2 separate regions of the Homo sapiens genome follow, and region 2 is linked to region 1. A link is a contact called in ENCODE Hi-C data. All regions are on one chromosome and are shown on one strand. Each heading gives the region's core, a stretch centred on a gene start or an enhancer-like site at or near the end of the contact. The rest is flanking DNA. Distances are from core to core; before and after follow the strand shown.

The links. A loop is a pair of places that touch in the nucleus more often than their neighbours do. Pooled maps may share reads with other maps.
Region 2: a pooled map shows a loop between it and region 1 (8-fold over the local background). The contact joins the promoter of RAB24 here to the promoter of NOP16 in region 1. A Hi-C loop is called at or near these places in 2 of 37 single-sample maps with no recorded cell type and 10 of 50 pooled maps.

What each region holds. Positions count from the first base shown.
Region 1 is chr5:176,385,948-176,393,078 of GRCh38, forward strand. NOP16 (NOP16 nucleolar protein) reads right to left here and starts at 2,651. Exons shown (of 5, transcript NM_016391.8): 1 at 2,486-2,651; 2 at 2,288-2,396; 3 at 893-962. The coding sequence starts at 2,592. It overlaps HIGD2A (HIG1 hypoxia inducible domain family member 2A), which reads left to right and starts at 2,804. Exons shown (of 2, transcript NM_138820.4): 1 at 2,804-3,026; 2 at 3,384-3,814. The coding sequence starts at 2,873. The coding sequence ends at 3,550. It overlaps CLTB (clathrin light chain B), which reads right to left. Exons shown (of 6, transcript NM_007097.5): 6 at 6,554-6,998. The coding sequence ends at 6,827. It also overlaps a transcript of ARL10 not described here. RefSeq lists enhancers at 1,955-2,638, 2,290-3,489, 2,762-3,081, 3,282-3,501, 3,323-4,006.
Region 2 is chr5:177,297,838-177,304,968 of GRCh38, forward strand. RAB24 (RAB24, member RAS oncogene family) reads right to left here and starts at 5,882. Exons shown (of 8, transcript NM_001031677.4): 1 at 5,335-5,882; 2 at 5,172-5,240; 3 at 4,915-4,993; 4 at 4,740-4,807; 5 at 4,560-4,659; 6 at 4,291-4,341; 7 at 4,088-4,150; 8 at 3,361-3,970. The coding sequence starts at 5,451. The coding sequence ends at 3,906. It overlaps PRELID1 (PRELI domain containing 1), which reads left to right and starts at 5,962. Exons shown (of 5, transcript NM_013237.4): 1 at 5,962-6,240; 2 at 6,788-7,013. The coding sequence starts at 6,149. NSD1 (nuclear receptor binding SET domain protein 1) reads left to right here. Exons shown (of 23, transcript NM_022455.5): 23 at 1-2,376. RefSeq lists enhancers at 3,573-4,772, 5,937-6,814, 6,453-6,552, 6,663-6,712, 6,733-6,792 and 4 more and silencers at 2,550-2,743, 5,773-5,842, 5,893-5,972, 6,083-6,222.

The sequences.
Region 1 (7,131 bases), core at 1,401-3,900:
TCGAATCATATCCAGAGGTTAGGTCCTCATATTGTATATAGTCAAAATTATCTTTGACACGGTTGCCAGGGGCTGGAGGTAGAGGAAGATGGGGAGTTGTTTAATGGGTATAGTTTCAGTTTTGCAAAATGAAAAGGTTTTAGGGACCTGTTGCACAACAAAGTCAATATCCTTTACTGAACAGTGCACTTAAAAATGGTTAGGATGGTAACTTTTATGTGTTTTTTAACCACATTTTAAAATTTTTAAAAATGTTCCTCTTTGACTACAGTAAGTGCCTATGGCTTGGTATATACAATCCTGTGCAGTAATTCTTATGAGAACCACTGAGATAAAAGACAGGAACTCAAGGAATTCTGTATCAAATGTCTGGCCATTCAAATCCTTTATCTTTAGGGGAGCTGCTTAAACTCCCTGACAGGTAAGGGGAAGGATGAATGAAGAATTCTAGAGTATTCCCACTTTCCTGTAGGGTTTACTCTCCTCCGTTTTAGCGTTCACTCTCTATAGCCTTAATATACATAAAATCGATTTTGTCATTGGAACATTTATTGAGATGGTGGAATCCCTAAAAATCAGTTCATCCTTAAATTCATGAGAAGCCATACCCATGCCAGAGATTTACTGGTTTCTCTTCTATTCTCCCAGGCACCTGGGTACATCCTCCCTAAACATCTCTGACCTTAGTTCACACAGTAAGGTCAGGGTTTAGTCAGTACAATGAAAAATGAGCCAGCCAGGACACAGTCCTAACTCTGTGAACTTTGAACCAGCTCACTTCTCCCCTCTGAAACTTGGTTTCTCCATCTGCAAAATGAGGACATCTTAGGGCCCTTCCCAGCTTCCCACAGTGCAGGACAGTGACCTAAAGGAATATATGGACCACACCCACCATTCAGCACATAGGGCTTCCGTACAAGCTCTTTAGGCCTCTCCTCTATGTCCACCTCCATGGCCTTCACCTGCAGAGAACAGAGCCCTTGAGACCAGAAGGATCTTTGATGAGGGAAAGTTATAGACTCCTGCTTATCCCAACACAACTACTAACCCATAAGAATCCCTGCCCACGGTTAGGTAGAAGTAGGTAACAATGAGAACTAATGCCCTGGAGGCTTTTTCTCTCTCTCTCTCTTTTTTTTTTTCTTTTTCTTTTTGAGACAGAGTCTCATTCTGTTGCCCAGGTTCAAATGCAGTGGCACAATCTTGGTTGACTGCAACCTCCCCCCGGGTTCAAGTGATCTCCTGCCTCAGCCTCTCAAGTAGCTGGGATTACAATCATGCGCCACCATGCCCAGCTAAATTTTGTGTTTTTAGTAGAGATGGGGTTTTGCCATGTTGGCCAGGCCGGTCTCAAACTCCTGGCCTCAAGTAATCCGTCTGTGCCTTTTACCCCCAACACAATCTTGGTGACAAGGACTTTGTGTTTTGTTCTCTATTAAATCCCCAGGGTGCTTAGGATGTGACATGTTCTCAATAAGTAGTTAACCTAATGAATGGGCTTCGCGAATGAATTTGTTCCATTGCCTTAGGCAAGTTTCTTTTTATTCTTTCATGCCAGAGGAAAATGGCACTACCATTTCTTGAATAAATGTGAGGCTACAGCCACACAGTTAGATAGTCCCTAAGGCAAGGAGTGTTATACCCATTTTATAGATAGGCAGGCAGAGAAAGATGAATTGCTTGCTTTTCTTTTGGGAACCTGGATTCTTTTAATAGTTGTTGAAGCCTCCAGGGGGCCAGGCGGATCACTTGAGGCCCAGCCTGGCCAACATAGCGAAACCCTGCCTCTACTAAAACCACAAAAATCAGCCGGGTATGGTGGCACACGCTTATAATCCCAGCTATTTGGGACGCTGAGGTGGGATATAGCTTGAACCCGGGAAGGAGACTGCAGTCAGGGAAGCCTAGGGAAGCCTCAGACCAAGGATGATTGAATAACAAAGAAAAGGTGTAAGTAAAGATCTCCAACTCTTAGGGAGTACTAATTAGGAAAGTTAAGGGTAGAAAAAGATAAATTAAGGAAAATACCGTTGAGATGCTAATGGGTTAATTTCAGAGAAAAAAGACTGAGTAGAGGGGGTATGGGGAATGTGTGCTGGGGAGGGAGTGTGACGAAGGTCGTAAAGAGACCCTTGCTCAACGTCAGTTGAGCGTTCTGACTGTGGGGAGGTCGAAAACTCGGAAGGGCCTGAGGGAAGGAATGGGCAGTACCACGTTCTGACACCTAGGTCAGTATGGCGGGGGAAGAGTAAAGAAGACAAGGACCGAGACCCTGCCATGTCAGTACCTTTCTCTTACGGAGGGGCACCGCCCTGTTGGGGTCCACAGCCAACCCCATCTCGGCCAGGTTCTGCCGTACCGATTTAGCGTGGTCCCAGGCATGTCGGATGTGGGAGCTACCGGCAAAGAGAGACATCGCGGATCCGTCATCTCGCGGACCGTCCCGGCCGAGGCCCACGGCCACCCGGAACCCCAGCCCCCTCACCATTCGATCCGCGGCGCTGCCTTCCGTCGAGCATTCCGGTTCAGACGCTTTCGGTTGACACTGTAACCAAACTTCTGCCTCCGGGTTTTGCCCTTGGCCTTGGGCATCGCGCTGACCACCGCACCAGCAGCTCAAACACGCTGCCTCTGTCTCTCAGACCTCGTGTAACAAACTCCTTCCGGAAGGCGTGCACAAGGCTTTGCGGGCATTTGGGGAAATGTAGTCCTTTTGTAGCACTACCGTGCTGAGCACTACGACTCCCAGGATGCAACGAGCATTTGCGCCTGCGTACAAGGCTCAATTTATTCGTTTCCCCGCCCCTTTCATGACCTTCACCGGGAGGCTGAGGTCGGAGTCCCGATTTTCTCCTGCTGCTGTGGCCCGGACATGGCGACTCCCGGCCCTGTGATTCCGGAGGTCCCCTTTGAACCATCGAAGCCTCCAGTCATTGAGGGGCTGAGCCCCACTGTTTACAGGAATCCAGAGAGTTTCAAGGAAAAGTTCGTTCGCAAGACCCGCGAGAACCCGGTGGTACCCATAGGTAAGTGGGTGCGGTAGGAACTGCACAAGGAGAGGACAGTGATGTCGGAGGGAAGGAAGTAGAGAAGGACCAGAGCGCTAGCGGGGAGCGGAAGGAGAGCGGACTAGAGAAGAGACGAGGGGGCGGGGCGGTGAGGGGCGAAACTGATTGGAGCGGGAGCAGCGGGTTTAGGGGGCGGGATTTGGGGCCTAAGATTGGGAGGACTCTGTAACTAGGAAGACCTCGACTCGACCTACCCTCGCCGCCCTCCCTCCGCTGTGATCCAGAGATCTTGGCTTTGGGGAAGCGAGACCCAAAGCGGGGAATGACCTGCGGGGCCCGACCTGCTGTTTCCCAGTTGCTTTGTCCCCTCCTCAGGTTGCCTGGCCACGGCGGCCGCCCTCACCTACGGCCTCTACTCCTTCCACCGGGGCAACAGCCAGCGCTCTCAGCTCATGATGCGCACCCGGATCGCCGCCCAGGGTTTCACGGTCGCAGCCATCTTGCTGGGTCTGGCTGTCACTGCTATGAAGTCTCGACCCTAAGCCCAGGGTCTGGCCTTGAAAGCTCCGCAGAAATGATTCCAAAACCCAGGGAGCAACCACTGGCCCTACCGTGGGACTTACTCCCTCCTCTCCTTTGAGAGGCCCATGTGTCGCTGGGGAGGAAGTGACCCTTTGTGTAACTGTAACCGAAAGTTTTTTCAAAAATCCTAGATGCTGTTGTTTGAATGTTACATACTTCTATTTGTGCCACATCTCCCCTCCACTCCCCTGCTTAATAAACTCTAAAAATCCACTTGTATTTAATTCAGTATCATCCCCATGGTTTTTGGTCTTTGATTTTGGAGGAAACGGACTTTGGAGTGGTGCTTAGAAATCGTGTAGTCTAGTGATTCCCGAACTTTCCTAGTAACAGCCACCCAGGGCACTTTGAAAGCAGAGATTTGGCCAGGCGCAGTGGCTCACACCTGTAATCCCAGCACTCTGGGAGGCCGAAGCGAGCGGATCACCTGAGGTCAAGAGTTCAAGACCAGCCTGACCAACATGGAGAAACCCCATCTCTACTAAAAATACAAAATTAGCTGGGCGTGGTGTTGCGTGCCTGTAATCCCAGCTACTCGCGAGGCTGAGGCAGGAGAATCACTTGAACCCGGGAGGCGGAGGTTGTGGTGAGCTGAGATCGCGCCATTGCACTTCAGCCTGGGCAACAAGAGCAAAACTCCATCTCAAAAAAAAAAAAAAAAAAAAAGAATCTCAAGGTCACTCCTTGAGATTCTAGTTCAGTGGGCCTAGAGTAATGCCATTTGAAAAATACTGGTCTAGCCAGCAGTTTTTCAGACTTTCAGTAGGACAACCTTCCTTCAGATGAGGCCTCCCATAGTCGGGTCAGAGGCAGAGGGTTCTGCCCTCCACTCCGCATAACCTCCTCACCCTGCTCCCACCTCCCTAGAGTCTATGGGGCTCCACTGATCTAGACCATCTAGTTCTTTTTTTGAGACGAGTCTCACTGTGTCAGCCAGGCTGGAGTGCAGTGGCAGAATCTCGGCTCACTGCAACCTCCGCCTCCCGGGCTCAAGCAATTTTCCTGCCTCAGCCTCCCGAGTAGCTGGGATTACAGGTGTGTGCCACCACGCCCGGCTAATTTTTGTATTTCGTATTTTTAGTAGAATACTAAAACAACATGGTTTCACCATGTTGGCCAGGCTGGTCTTGAACTCCTGACCTCAGGTAATCCCCCAACCTCGGCCTCCCAAAGTGCTGGGATTACAGACGTGAGCCACCACGCCCAGCCTAGACCATCTGGTTCTTGACACAGTATAGAAGAGGAAACAGGCTCAGAGAAGCAGTCTGGTACAGTGGGAAGAACACAGTCCCGAAGCTCTCCAGAGATTTGTGTACATAGTGTTTGAGGGTTCTGGAAGAGGAGGCTGAGGACCTGAGCACACTCTAGAAGAGAGGTGACCTGTTAGTTCCTCCTTCATGTAGTTTCAAACAAGTATTCCTGGTCTGTGGTCAGCGCTCCTCAAATGTTGGATTTGAGGACCTGCGCTCTTCCCGAGTGATTGTACTGTTTTCAACACCAGCTTCAAGCTGGCAGAAGGAAAAAGGGAGTGAAGACACACCCCTTCTTGAACCCCCCAACAGTCTAGATCTCAGTGGAGGGCTGTACTAGGGCCAGCTAAGTTGCTTGCCTCCACCATGTTCTCTCAGCTTTGAGGCAGAGATGATAGATGTAGAGCAGTGCACTGTGGTGACCCTTGGCATCCAGATACAAGACAAGGACATGGAGTGATGACCACTGTTTGTAAGTGTTGGTGTCATGGTGTCCCCCTCCAAAAATGTTGAAGTCCTTCTAGTGCCTTAGAATTTGACCTTAGGCTGGGTGCTATGGTTCATCCCTGTAATCCCAGCACTTTGGGAGGCCAAAGTGGATAAATTGCTTGAGCCCAGGAGTTTGCCCAGCCTGGGTGACATGGCAAAGCCCCGTCTCTACTAAAAATACAAAGATTAGCCAAATGTGGTGGCACGTGCCTGTAGTCCCAGCTACCTGAGAGGCTGAGGTGGAAGGATTGCCTGACCCAAGGAAGTTGAGGCTGCAGTGAGCTGAGATTGCACCACTGCACTCCAGCCTCAGTGATAAAGCGAGACCCTGTTTGAGAAAAAAAACAGAAAACGAAGATTTGGCCACAAAGACAGACATACCTAGAAGGCAATGTGCAAACAGCCACCTGATGGGGGCAGGATTGGGGTGATGCGTCTGCCAGCTAAGGGATGCCTGAGGCTACCAGAAGCCAGAAGCAGGTGGAACAGACCCTTCCCCAGCTCCTTCAGAGGGAGCATGGCTCTGCCACAGCTTGATTTCAGATTTCTGGCCTCAAGAACTATGAGACAATAAATTTCTGTTCTAAGCCAGCTAGTTCATGTACCTTCTTACAGAAGCCCTAGGAAGCTAATATTTACTGGCAATTACTCAAATCTTTTTAAACATCATGCAGGTCATGAACGTCCTGTTTGCAAACTCTGCTGAAGGGGAAGAAGGTGTGATCACTGGTTGTTTATCCAAAATCCAAGATGAGCCCAGTTGAAGGAGGAAGCGAAATACACAGGGCAGTGGACCCTCCACATCCAGAAGGTCCCAGCCAACCCTAAGGAGGGGAGTCTCATGGGTCTTCAGGGCTCTTACCCAGGCTTAGGAGGAAGCTACCACCAGGAACCTCTGGTCTCGCTTTTCCCTCCCACTACAAGCCACTTCCCCTCTGGGAACCTTGGTGTCCTTGGTTATATGGTGAGAATAACAGAATTTACCTCACAGACTTGTTAAAGGATCGAGGTTACAAAAGCATTCTGCGAGAGGCTGTCTTTCCTCCTGGAGGTGGAGGCAACAGACATGGAGAGCTTGGGGCTCCCACTTGGCTGGGAAATGGGGGAACATTCTCCCTTCTCTCAAGGTCATGAAGCTGGGAAAGTTCTAAGCACAAACCGAGCCCTGACACCAGTTGTGGCTTCCAGAGAAGTGAGAATGATAATAAATAAGTGTAAAAAGAGTCAACAACACACCCTTTAAGCCAAGAAAAAAAATACATCAGGAGGGACAGTCACAATTGAGTAGACTGAGAGGAGGCGTGAGGGGCTGGACCAGAGGGCCAGGAGGGAGCGAGGCGTGATGGGGTGAGGGCCCCCCTCCCAGCGCCTGGAGATGGGGAGGAGTGGAATAGGCTGTGGGTAGCAGCTGCTGCGAGTCTCCACCCCGACCAAAGCAGCTGCTCCTCCTGTGCCCAGGCCCAGCCCATGCTCTGTGGCCATGCACCTAGCAGGCACCTAGCGGGACAGTGGCGTCTGCTTCAGGGACATGAGCACCGAGCGCAGGCGGGACACATCTTTGCACTGCTTGCTGCTCTTGGGGTTGAAGTCACATAGCTGGGCCACCTTCTCCCACTCTGTGCCTGGGGTCTCCTCCTTGGATTCCTTCACGAAAGCCTCCTCGGATGCCCTGCGGGTGGAGATAGGACGGGCTTTTATAGCAGTCTGCTTTCCCCCAGCCTTGCCCTTGAGCAAGGCTGCTTTGCCCAGCCTACTCTGGGGCACTGTGTCCTCCCCAGCCTTGTGCCCCCCTGACTTCAGAG
Region 2 (7,131 bases), core at 4,632-7,131, 920 kb after region 1:
ATTTTGGTTCTTTCCATTCTCCGCCATTCATTGGAGGCTTCGTTCCAGACCTGCCTGGGAAAACAGCTTCTGAGCCATTTTGGGGAGCAGTTCTTCATCTGAATGGATGGACATCTGGGCTTCCTTCAAGGGCCATTGAATGGGAACTAGAAAACCACTGGAAACTAGAAATTTGAGCTATTGGGCCCACCAGTAGCAGCATGTGATACTAGATGGTTAAAATCATGAAAGCAGTCACTATCCAATTAGAAGCAGAGTCACAACAACTGTTGGGAAATGTGACTCTTGGAGGAAGGTGGGGAGGGAGTGGCCTTGCCAGCCCTGTGGGACGTCCCCTGAAGTTTGTAATAAGACCCCTTTTCCAAAGGGATGTGAATTGGAGTGAAAAGGAAATCTTTCATCTTAGAAAACTTCTGGTCCTTAACGCAGGGTGGTATTTGGGTATGTGCTTGGAAATTGAGATCTCAAGAGTGTTTGCCTTGGAGCCAGCTCCCCAGGAGGCCTTTTCCAGGGACAAGGCAAAAGTTGAAATTCTCCATGGGTAGCTAGAAAGCCAATACATCTAGCCCTGCTAAGTCAGAAAAAGATTATGAAAAATGTTGAAATTTACATTCAAAGCCTCATTTGCTTATCTTGCTGGAGCCAACCCAGTCTAATAGCAAAATAGCTGTCATTGATACAGAAACATCCTCATTTTTAAATGTCTGCTTTACCCTGTTACTGAGTTTGAGATGACTTAAATCACTGTGTTGACCCTCTTCTGAACCAAATCTTTAGCATTGATGAAAATAGTTATTTTATTCTTTACATCCTTCACCCCACACTATGGTCAGGGCATGAAACACCCTGTTGATCCCTTCCCAGGCTCGGCACTGTCTGCTCACTGGAGCCGGACTCCCAGGTTGTAATTCTAATGTTGCCTCATGAGAACAGAATGGCAGAAAGTTTAGTCCTGACAGATTCCCCCATAGGGAGTAATGAGGACAGCATGAAACTTGGATAGGTTTTACCCTTAGTCCCTATAAGGTGGATTTTACTAAGGTTTTTTAAATGATACTGTCATCCTCTTGGGGTTTATCAGCCAGGTTAGAGGAGCCCAGTGTCCTAACCTCTCTCAGATCATGGCAGAGAAGGAGCTGCCTCCAGCCCCTTTCTTGCTGAGTTTCATTTGAGCAGTTCCATGTGTAGACATTCCAAGTCACTGCTTGGTAGTTGCTGTGGGAGCCTGTCATTGGCTATGGCCAGTTAGTTCTCAGCTGAGCTTCCTAGGGCCAGTGCAACAGGGCCAGAGGCTGCTATAGTGTAAATTGAAATAAGAATAGATCATTGTTTTGTACACACACACAATAAAATGTAATGATGGTGCTAATTTCACGGTATAAATAAGCACTGCCAAGGGTTGAGGGACTGGCAGCTCAAGAAACCCGGGTTCCTGTTTGGGAGGAGATTTTATGTAGAAAAGTTTGAGGCTTTGTTAAAAGTGGGGAGAAGGAAGATCCTCAGTGAAGCCTGCACCCAACCCTGGAGTGGCCCAGTGCAATCCAGAGGTGGAAGAGATCCTATATCCAGGTGAAGGTGGCCATTGAGTTTCTCAGGGCTGGGGCCACCTTGTCCATAGCCTCCGTCCACGCTGCCTGGAGCAGGTTGTTAGAGAGCTCTGGTTGTTGGGTCTTCCTCAGCTCCCTTCTGCCCCTCTCTACCTCTTCCACTCATGGAAGCCCCTCTACTGCTTATGAAGATTAAGGGTAGTATTTTCTAAGGAAGTGGAAAGAATTAAACTAGAAATCCACAACCTCGGAAGAAGTGTTTCGAGTTTAACATGCGCTGTTTCTGCTTATGTGGTTCCTTCTCTAGAGCTGCTTTCCCATGGCTTTCAAAACATCAGGTTATTGTGGGGCTTCAGGTGTAAGGTCCTGGAAGTTCAGCAAAGTTTCGTGGACAAGACATGGGCACAGAGAGTAGAAGCAGAAATAAATGGTTCTATGTTTTCAACTTCCAGGGTTGGGGCAGGCCAGAGCAAGGCGGTCTCATCGAGGTGGGTGCTACCTGTGTGTGTGTAGATGAGTGTGCTGAAGGTGGGGAGGGCAGCACACAGCAGCTCATGGCAGAGCCGCCTCCTAGGTCTTGGCAAAGAGGCAAGCTGACGATAGACATCTACCTATATTGTTAAGAAAGGGGTCGGGGGGATCAGCCAAGGTCCATCATTGCTTTTTTGCCGCGCCCCCCCCCCCCCGCCCCCATAGATTGTCAGCTGTAAGTGAAACTCCTAGTGAAAAAGAGGGGAGCCCTGTGTTAGGAGTCCCCATAAACATGTACTGTAATTCTTTGTATATAGAAAAAAAATTTACTGTAAAGTAAAGTTTAACTTTACTCATATATGGCCCTTGCCCTGTGTTTTGTTTTATTGGCTGTGGGGAGTTGTAGTCTAACAGGAGGGAGGATTGTTTGGGGTGAGAGCAGAAGCCAGCCCCAGAGATAGTACGAGGTGGGGGGCGGGGGGCGCAGGGATACTGTGAAGCTAAGCCCTTCCTCCAAGCACGTCATGGGAATAGTGTGTTTCCTCTCAGCAGCCACAGGGCTGCCCAAGCCTCTTTCTCCCTCTGTTGGGAGTGGCTGGTTTCAGTTTCAGTCTCCCTCCACAGGAAGCCCCCATCACTCATGAAGGAAGGGCAGTTTGAGGAATTGGTTTTTAAAAAGGAAGTGGAACCAAAGCACTCTCTGAGTGTGAGTCTGACCATGTTGGCTAAGTTGTACATTTTTCCAAGGCAGGTGTTGGCCACTGCAGAGGACTCAGCCCAGGCCTAAATAAAGGCAGGAAAGCAGAGGCAAAGGATAAAACTAAGGGAAAGCCCCTGGCCTGGGGCCACACCCTCCATACCAGAAAGGGCTGCAATAAATTTCCTTCTGGTTGAGCAGCAAGTGTCAGCCCTGTTTACAGTTAACACCTGATTCCTCAGAAATATCTGGATCTTCTTTGGGGAAAACTTGGGAGTTTGCTTCCCTTTGTGACCTAGTCCTGAACTTCCTGCCCTTTCAGCAAAAAGTGCTTGGGAAGATTGGGAAAAACATTTAGTACTAGAGTTACTCTTCACTTTCTTCACAATCCTTGGGCTGCATAGTAGTCACCTTATTTTACAGATGAGAAACTCAAGATGAGGATTTAAGTCCCTTTTCTAAATTAGCAGCTGAATTGGAACCAAATCTGGATCCATTAGACCTTTCTGGCTTACAGAACTTAGGACTTTCCTACCATTAAACCACATTGTAGGATGTCACTGGGAAGCTCAGGACCTGAGTCACAGGTCTGACATAGGGGCCCAAACATGACAGATGCAGTAGAGCTAGTCAGACCAACCTGTCTCAGGTAGGAATGCTTGACCCTTTTATTTCGAAGCAACTCATGCACTCTTTTCAGCACTCAGAAGGAACTGTGAGCTTTTATACTACTACAGCCCCAGTATCTCAGCGGTAACCATGGGGAAAAAAGTCTTGTTTTCCAAAGGAAAATGAGAGTTGGGAGGAGCCTTAATATAAGCAGTGAGGCCAGCCGGGTGGCCCCAGGAAGAACTAGGTGTCTTGACACCTAATCCACACAGCAGGGAAAGGGGCTGGGTGTGATGCACAGTGCACTGATTTTATTTACAGATCAAAAGCCACTTAAATAATCTGCAGACACAAGTGCTGTCCAGGGCAGAAGCCTGGGGTCCAAATCAGCCTTATCCCTCCTCATGCCCACAGTCAGCCCAATGCTGTCTCCGTTCCATGGGCCAGCACAGGCAGGCGCCACTCTGCTGACATGAGGACCTGGGGTAGCTCAGACATTTGACTACCCAAGCCCAGAAAGGAGCTGGGTCCAGCCCTTACGGGGAATTCCTTTAATTCCCCCAGGCCAGGTGAGTGCTGACTCAGTGATGACAACAGCTGTAGAAGTAGGGGTTTGGCTTCTGGCCCAGATCCACGCCCTTGTCCTCTGTCAAAAAGAGAGGTGGCAGCTCAGCACCATTCTGTTGGGATCAGGTAACTCAGGAAAGGGGCTAGATGCTGTGGGCCTAGAGTAAGTCTCCATAAAGGCTGGGGAAGCACACACCTGTCATCACCTGGAAGGCAGCCACACTGACGTAATCCTCTGCCACTTTCTGGAAGAGCTCGTCTGGCAGGAAAAATGATGATCAGCGAGGGCCCAATGCCAGTAGCCCTGGGATCTCCCAGTGACCCAGCCCTCTGTGCCCTATTCAGCTTCCTCTGGTGCCCCTGCATGTTCCTGCTGTGAGGCTCCAGCACAGCACTCACCCACACTCTGGCCTGTCTTGCTGGATGTTTCAAAGAGCTGAGCTTTGATATCTGTAAAGAGAAGTGACTAAAGCCTCATACCTGAGAATTAGATAAACAGACAAAAGGGAGGGCTAGCAGTTCAGGGAGTCTCCTGGACCCCACAGTTCAAGGAGGCCAGGAAGACCTCCTAGAGCACCTTGCCCTGGCAGCCAAGGCAGTCCCTATTTTCTTTGATCCACCCAGACAGCCACACACCCCCACCCCCCAAAGGGCTGAGGAGCAGCTACTGTCTGCATAGTCCTGGACGTCGTGGAAGTCCACACGTCGACGCCTCCGGTCTTCTTCCAGCAGGTCACTCTTGGTGCCACATAAGTAGATTTGGCAGCCCTGAGGCAGAAGACAAGGGTCACCTCCACAGGCCAACAAAACCCCAGCCCCTAGTGTTCTAGTGAGGTCTGTTCACCTACCTCCTCTAGGCTGCGCAGTTCCTTCACCCAGAACTTTGCTCGCTCAAAGCTGCTGCTGTCTGTGAGGTCTTGGTGTGCGGCATGCAGGAGACAACCAAGTGGTCAAGGGCTGTTCTCTGGCTAGCCTGGCACCCATCTTTTCTTGTGAGACAGCCCAAACCCCCCCCCCCCTTACCATAGCAGACGATGGCAGCCTTGGCACCCCGATAGTAGATTCTACTCATGGCCTCATAGCGCTCAGAGCCTGCTGTGTCCTAAAGAGTAAGGCCTGAGTCAAACTTAAGGCCACGTTCTCCAGACCCCGCTATTTTCCAGATAAGGAAACGGGTCTATGAGAAATGGGTCTGTGAGGCCACAAATCAACCAGTAATAGGCAGGACCTACACCTCCTCAGGAATGAGTCTCCCAAGAATAGATGGCCGGGGGACTTACCCAAATACCTAATGTCACAGTCCGGTCTCCGACCGACATCACCTTGGCCACGAAGGCGGCCCCGATGGTCTGCAACGAGAGGGAAGAGATCGGGGCCATAGGTGCAGATTACCGGCCCCCCACTCCCCCGCCCACCGTGCCTGGCCCCTCCGGATGCACTCACGTTCTGATAAGGCCCCACCAGAAAGCGGTCGTGCACGTAGCGCTCCACCAGGCTAGTCTTGCCCACGTACTCCTTGCCCAGCATCACCACCTTGACGTCCACGCGCTGCCCGCTCATGCTCCCGGGGCCGCTTCAGCCACGTCAGGGTCCTGAGCGGGGACGGGAGGCAAACCCCGATCTCCGCTCGGCCCAGGCAGCGCCCAAGCCTCAGACCCCGACCCCAAACGGCGCCAACCTACGACTCCAGACAGCGCGTCGGGCTCGAGCTCTGGCCGTGGCCTTGCACTTCGGCAGCGCCCCGTGTGCCCCCGCTGTTCGGCCCCGGGCGCCGATTATCCTTCGAAGACCCCAAGCCTCGGGGCGGCCTGGGAGCGCGCGGGACAGCGTCCTCAACAGCGCAGCACGCCGCCGTGCAGCTCGCTACTCCGTCATTCGCTCGCCTGCCCGGCTTAAGCTCCGTTCTGGCTGGGAATCCCAACCGAACCTGGGGTCTCCCGCAACCCGGCTCCTACCCGCAGCGCCGCGACTCCCGCGGGAGGGGGCTAGAGGGCGAGGGGGCGGGGCCGCAAGGTCACGTGGCGCGGGCGCCGGAAGCGGTGGCTACTGTGTGGCTGCGCCGGAAGTGGCGCGCGGCCGGACAACTCATGGCGGCGGCGGCGGCGGCGGCAGCTGCTTGGGCGCGGTGCGGTGGTGACTGAGCTACGAGCCTGGCGGCGGGTGTGCGCCGAGCCCCGGCCCGGCCCGGCCCTCGCGTGCCTCCCAGGCTCCGCACCCCTGATGCTGCGCGGGTGCTGAGCCCGCTTCGGCCGGGACGATGGTGAAGTATTTCCTGGGCCAGAGCGTGCTCCGGAGTTCCTGGGACCAAGTGTTCGCCGCCTTCTGGCAGCGGTACCCGAATCCCTATAGGTACGTGGTATTTGGAAGAGCAAAACCGCGCCATCTCGCTATCTGGAGATCGAATTATGGGTAACCCCCAAGTACTGGGACCAGGAAGGACTCGATATCGAATCCTAGGTAGACCTTATCGGGGAAGCGGCCAGGCCAGGCCTGCAAGGTCCTGAAGGGAGGTTGGGCCTGGGTGGTGGTTTACTTGAGACCTTAGTGTAAGATTCTTTTCTCAGTGTGGTGAGACAAGAAGAGGCGGCAGTATGGGAGTTGGGAGGGATCTTGGAGTTGGAAATCCTATTTCTCTGCCCGTGGCGCTTTCCTGGGGTGCAATAAATCATGAGGTCCATTCCTGCTAGAAGGCAGGAATCCAGGTCAGTCAGATGGCGGGAGTGGGAATTTGCCCTGGGATGGGCCCTTAACTCTGGTTTGAACCATAGCACATACCACCCTGCAAGGTTACGGGAAGGCGTGGCCTCTCTAGGCCCGGAGCCTCCAAATGGGAATCCCCTCGGGCAGTCTCTTAGGGGCAAGCTTCTGAGGGTCACCTTCACCCTGACACCTGCAGCAAACATGTCTTGACGGAAGACATAGTACACCGGGAGGTGACCCCTGACCAGAAACTGCTGTCCCGGCGACTCCTGACCAAGACCAACAGGATGCCACGCTGGGCCGAGCGACTATTTCCTGCCAATGTTGCTCACTCGGTGTACGTCCTGGAGGACTCTATTGTGGACCCACAGAATCAGACCATGACTACCTTCACCTGGAACATCAACCACGCCCGGCTGATGGTGAGACACCTCCTGTTGTGATTCTGCACCTCCCCCTCTCCCCTCCCCCCGAGATAGAGAGCTCCTCAGATACATGTGGCTAGAGAGCCATAAGGCAGCTTTTGTGGCCGGAGGCAGG